2 separate regions of the Mus musculus genome follow, and region 1 is linked to region 2. Evidence: chromatin loops called from intact Hi-C (ENCODE). Cell type or tissue: left cerebral cortex. All regions are shown on one strand. Links, peaks and the distances in the headings refer to the core of each region. The heading gives the core; the rest is flanking DNA.

Region 1 (2,911 bases), core at 243-2,742, 300 kb before region 2:
CATAAAATAAATGAATCTAAAAAAAAAAACAAAAACAAAAAACCTTTGAAAGAATAGCCAGAGACAAAAAGTATCATATGACCCATGACTTCACCCCCGTAAGGTGTCTGTGACCTTCAAGCATCCTTCATGAGCAAGGCTGAGGCCTGGCCAGGATTTAAGAACATCTAACCCCTTCTGTCTCAGAAGCCACTACTGCCAGTCAATCACTTTGCAAAGCAGAAACACATTTTGAAAGCCGGGGTGGCTCTGTAGTGGGCATTCTCCATGGGTGTGCGAGAGAAGGCTGGCTATAGGCTCCTAGGGTGCTCACTCTTCATTGTCAACTTGCTAGACTTGGAACCACCTAGGAGACACACCCCTGGGCGCATCTTCCGGGGGTATTCACAGAAAGGTTTAACTGAGCAGGGAAAACCTACCCTGAATATGGGTGTCACCATCCCATGGGCTGGGGTCCTGGGGAAAAAGGAGAAAGCCAGCTAAGCACCAGCATTCGCTGCTGTCTGCTTCCTAACTGCAGATGCAGTGTGACCGCCACCGTGCCGCCACCTGTCACATGGAGTCTATCCCCTAAAACCACGACGAGCCCTAACAGACCCTAGAGTTGCCTTAGTCAGACATTGGATCACTGTAAGGAGGAGGAGTGACTGGCATAGTTGCAGAGAGGCACTCCTCAGCAAGGGGTCTTCCCATCTCTGCCACGGTGAGATCAGGCATGTCTCGGTAGCTAACTGGGCAACTTGGGTTCATCCTGCTAACTGCTGGAGTTCTCCCTGAGGCCATGGAGGACAGCACAAAGGGAAGGTACCAGGCTCTGGGCTATGATGATTTCTTGCCTAGCCCTCCGTCCCTGCAGGATGACTTACGAAGGACTGAGCGTCCGAGCCCAGGATTCTTTTTGCTGCTTCGCTGCCTAATTCCTTGTCACCCACATTGGTAGAGCAGACTACATAGACCGAACCCGAAAGATGGACGTGAGGTCACATTTCCGAACAACAGCACCATCCCATTAGACCATCAGAAGGATTCAGTTATGTAGTCGATGTAGCCTGCTTGGTGCTCCTGGGAGTAAACTGTCCCCTAAAGGTGACCTGCTACTTACTATTGCTGGGCCTGGAGAAAATGTGAAGAAGGCAGGAAACCTTCCCCAGAGAACTCTGTTGAGAACCTTTCTAATAGGCACACTGACTGAGGTGGGGGCCAGCAGGAATCAGAGGACTCTGTAGCCTTGTGGGAGGCAGTCAGACTCCAAGGCCGCCACTGCTAAATAGCCAGGAGCCCCAGAAGCCAGAGCGGCTTACTCATCTGCTGCACCCGACTATGAGGGTGACCTGTCCAAGGCAGCTCCGGGGCTCACCCTCACCTGTAATTCCTTCTGGGATCTCCGTGTGGGGCTGGGCAGCGGCCTGCTTGTCGGGAGCTCTCTCATCCACTAGGGGCGCAGTCACGTCTGGAAACCACCAACAGTCACCCCTCTGCTTATGCAGGGGCAGTGCAAGGAGTGGGGCCTGCCAGCCACATGCAAGAAAAGCCAGCTCAAAGCAGGGCCACAGTCCTCCTTCCTGCCCATCTCCCCAGGAAGCACACTAACAGGAGGACCCCCTGCCTGGAAAGCCTACAGGGGTCATGTAAGGATGACGAGGGACACAGCCTGACTCCTGGGGGTCAGCTGTGTGATCCTCACTGCAATGCAGGGGCCCCGCAGCTGGGACTCATCAGGCAATATGAGGAAGCTGAGAAATAGACTGAGCCGCTTTCCTGTGGGGCTTTGAGTAAGCCTTTTGTCACCCTAGCCTTTGTTTCCACAAGTGTAGAACAAGAGTGCCATCTGTAGGTGACCTTTAAAACTTCTACCACTTCTAATTCCCTGCCCCCAACCTCCTCACATCTCATTAAAAGGCACCAGAGTTCCTTATGTGGCAATAACCAGGCCAGATCCAGTTTCCTCGATGATGCAAGAGATAAGAGATCCCAGACCAGGACCTGGGGGCATCTTTTCAAAGCAAGCACTTTAGCTCCTCCCGAACCCCCAGCCTCTCTACTAGGTATGCGAGGCACACCCAAGGAGTGGCCGGTTTCAAGGGATTCCCAGAATTCCACACAGCTAGTCCACAAAGGCTATTTTCCTTATGATCCTGTCTGGTGCAGATAAAACAGCTCGCTGAGCTCAGCCCCAGCTGCCTCCCTCCCTGAGGGTGAGTGAGGCATGTGGGGGCCCACGCATGTACAGGTCCAGACTGCATGAGTGGGTTGTTTCTTCCTGGACAATGGTGACAGAGCAGTGAAAGCCACGTTTGGGAAGCCTGCCCCAGCTTTGGCTCCAAGGCTTTCTCAGGGTGGCAGACAGCTTGCAGACCTGTTCTAACAGGATGAGCAGGAAGTGTCTTGCATCGCTGGTTTTCAGAAGGGCAAAGGAAATCTAGCCAGGAGGTTGTCACCAGGCTAAGGGCCATGCCACCTGCATCCTCCGGGGATGGGCCAGCATGCCGAACAATTGGCAGGAGCTTGACAGCTATGTTCTGGATTTATCCAAAGGCAGATGCTGCGGGAGAGGGCCTGGCCAAATTCTCTTTCTGTAACAGAACGCCCAAGCCATGTTCAGGGATGCAGAAAGGGCTCAGAGTGGAAGCTCCAACCTCCTTGGAAGGCTGGAGGAGCTATGGACGATTAGTTAAAAGCCATTCTCCATGTCCCTTTTCCTTGATTTCTTCTACTCAATGGATCCAAAAGCAAGGTGGGGACAGCCATGCAGCCCACGGTGGCCAGAGAGCCAGTTCTGGCCAGTGAATGAAAATGAAAACATCCAGGAGGAGCTTATAATAGAAAACTCTTGATTTAGTTTTGGCAACACATTGGCTTCTTCGGGGTCCTTTTGGTGACTGTTTTTGTTTGTTTTGTTTTTGTTTTTAAT
Region 2 (2,911 bases), core at 263-2,762:
CAGAGCCCTTCAGCTGGTTCCTGTTCTGTATCTTATTATCAGGCCTGGATGCTTGAGGCTATCATTTTATTTGTTTAGCCACTACCAAGCCAATCTGAGCCCCCCAAAAGATTACACAGGGAGACAGTGAGCATTACTACACACTCCCCCCCCCCCCCCCCCCCGCCCAGTAACTCAGATGTCCTCAGTTCTCAGAAGTAGGTATTTTTAACCATGGTCACACAGCTGGCCTGTGATGGAACAAGAATTTAAATCCAGTGTCTTGGGTCTAGCATCCAATTACAGCTGGATATATATCTTAAATTCCCCTGTATTTTAGAATGTTGACAAGCCCCAGCAAGTAGAAAACGGGCATCTAGAACTCTCACACTGTGAAAAACACTCGGGATTTCTCCCTGGGGTGGAATGACTTGAGAGAAACAATGGCTGTCATTGAGCTCACTGGTGTGCTGCAAGGCAACAGGAGTTTTCTTGACTACGAACATAGGCTAGAATGATGGAGTTCGCCTGATTCGAGCACACCATCCCAGCTGGAGTGACTCGCTTTGAGAAGCCCTGGGTTCCCCAACACTAAGATTAGAGCAGAGGCCTGGCTGCACTCTCGCCTCACAACTGTGGCCAACTCAGAACAAATTCTTGTTTCACCACAGGCACCCTCATCCCTGTTGGGCTCGTGACTGGTCACTTCATACTTTACTGAGGTATAACTTCCACACCATACAACCCACTCGTTAAATGGACAACTGGATATTGTGTAAGTATTAACACAGCCACATTTTCTGAGTGTTTATGGTTTTCCATGTCCTTCTCGCCTCCCGGCTGGCCTGGGGACAGCTGCTTGGTCTTCCATGGAATCCAGAGCAGCGCTGTGTACCGTGTCTGGGGTTCCAGCAAGTCACGTTAACTCTGTCATTGCTTTACACTGTATGTCTATGTAAGTGAGCATGGGCATGCCATGGTACACATGCAAACCAGAGAACTTGCAGGTTTTTTTCTGTCCAGCACATAAGTGTTCTGGGAGGAGTGGCACTCAGGCTGCCTCACCTGCAAACACTCTTCCCAAGTCATCTCACTGGCCCTCCCTTTCTCCTCTCTCTCTCTCTCTCTCTCTCTCTCTCTCTCTCTCTCTCTCTCTCCCCTTTCCTCTTGCTATGCAGCCTAGGTGGCCTGGAACTCTCAGCGGTTCTCCACAGTGCAGGGGTCACTTTATCTTTTTATACTTGAGACGCCTTTGTAATGCAGAAGCCGTTCATGTGCCCCACTGGGGAAGAGGATTCTGACTTCATGGTTACCGCGCTTAATGTTCTCCGCTCTGATGCCTGCTTCACCCTTCTCTTCCAGGCACTCCAGTTTACTGGATCACTCCTAGTACCCAGGCCTTTCCACCTGCAAAGAGCTATAGATTCCCTCCCTTCTTGGAAAGCCCAGAGCTCATTCAGACAGAGCTGTTAGAGGAACTGGGGTGAAGCAGCAGCGCCACCTAGTGGTAATGGGTAAAAAACAAGCTTGCGCTGGCTGTACGTCTAACTGTGTCTCCAGGAAATCCTTTTAGACGGGGCATCCCATGCCACACACTAGAGAAGATGACAACGGTGTGAATGAGAAAAATGAGGGAAGTTCACAGTATGATGCTTCACCAAATCTCCAGAGACTTGGACAGTGAGCTAGAGGGTATGGGATGGAAGACTGGGAGCAGGCAGGCTTCCGGGGGCTAGGCGATGCTGGGCAGTGATTGCTGAAAGACCTTTTTTTAAAAAAAAAAAAAAAAAGGGGGGGGGGGCTGGTGAGATGGCTCAGCGGTTAAGAGCGCCAACTGCTCTTCCAAAGGTCCTGAGTTCAAGTCCCAGCAACCACATGGTGGCTCACAACCATCCGTATGAGATCTGATGCCCTCTTCTGGAGTGTCTGAAGACAGCTACAGTGTAATTACATATAATAAATAAATAAATATTTTTAAAAAATGTGTATGGGTACTTTGTTTGCAAGTATGTCTGTACCGTGTGTATACCTAGTGCCCTCAGAAACCAGAAATGGGTGCCAGGTCCCCTAAGACTGGAGTCAGAGACAGTTGTATGCTGGAAATCAAACTCAAGTCCTTTGGAAAAGCAACCAGTGCTCTAAAATGCTGAGCCATCTCTCCTGCCCTGACATCGTCTTTCCTATAAAAAAAAAGACTCTCAGGCTAGAGGGACCACTCAGTGGTTAATAGCACTGGCTACTCTTCGAGAGGAACCAGGTTCAATTCTCAGAACCCACATGGTAGCTAACAACTATCTGTAACTTCAGTTCCAGGAAATCCTCTGGCCTCTGAAGGTACTAGACATGTATGACCATGTACACACGAGCAGTAAATGGTCATACATGCAGTCAAAGCACCCAAAGTCATAAAACTTAAACAAGAAAAAGCTCTCAAAAACCACAGTATGGATGCCCACATCCATGAATGTACTAATCACTACTTAGAAGCCTCTCTCATAGCCTATCACCGGGGCTTCCACGTACTGCATGACAATGTCTACCTGATGCCTGCCAAGGAACCTAGGTCACTTTAGTCACATGAGAAACCTACTTTAAAATGGACCACATACTCTTCCTGTCCTAACACTGTGGAAATAGTCTCAATCACTGAGGCATGGTGTTTAACACGTCAATTATAAGCTCTGCACTATACTGGTAACTCTCAGGCCCAGCCATGCTTAGCATCCCATACTCTTGACATTCACAAAGGCCCGTGCCCCTGAGAAGCCTTGAGAGCATTTCTAGGACAGGGGAGTGAGGATCTGCTAGTATGTGGCAGAGCTCTGTGTTCTCTGTCCTAGCCTGAGCTCTTCCCTTCTGAATGGGAAACCACAGCCCTTTCATGCCTGGTGTCACATTGTAGTAGCAACCTTTCCCTTCCTACTGTGGTAAA

The links. A loop is a pair of places that touch in the nucleus more often than their neighbours do. Peaks named below come from ENCODE experiments on the same cell type or tissue, not always from the same donor. Only the 100,000 strongest peaks of a DNase experiment are listed, where the experiment ranks them.
Region 1: it touches region 2 in a loop (2.1-fold over the local background); 2 of 42 quality-filtered maps call a loop at or near these places.

Annotation. Positions count from the first base shown.
Region 1 is chr11:104,288,447-104,291,357 of GRCm38, reverse strand. It overlaps Mapt (microtubule-associated protein tau), which reads right to left. Exons shown (of 12, transcript NM_001038609.2): 4 at 1,364-1,450. Among named protein-coding and RNA genes, the nearest start is that of Mapt, 58 kb to the right of the region's middle. In left cerebral cortex, for the core only: a CTCF peak has its summit at 1,428; DNase peaks (open chromatin) are centred at 1,458, 1,875 and 2,244; H3K27ac peaks cover 1,701 bases.
Region 2 is chr11:103,986,171-103,989,081 of GRCm38, reverse strand. No RefSeq gene overlaps it. Among named protein-coding and RNA genes, the nearest start is that of Arf2, 21 kb to the right of the region's middle. In left cerebral cortex, for the core only: a CTCF peak has its summit at 1,474 (motif pointing left); a DNase peak (open chromatin) is centred at 1,463.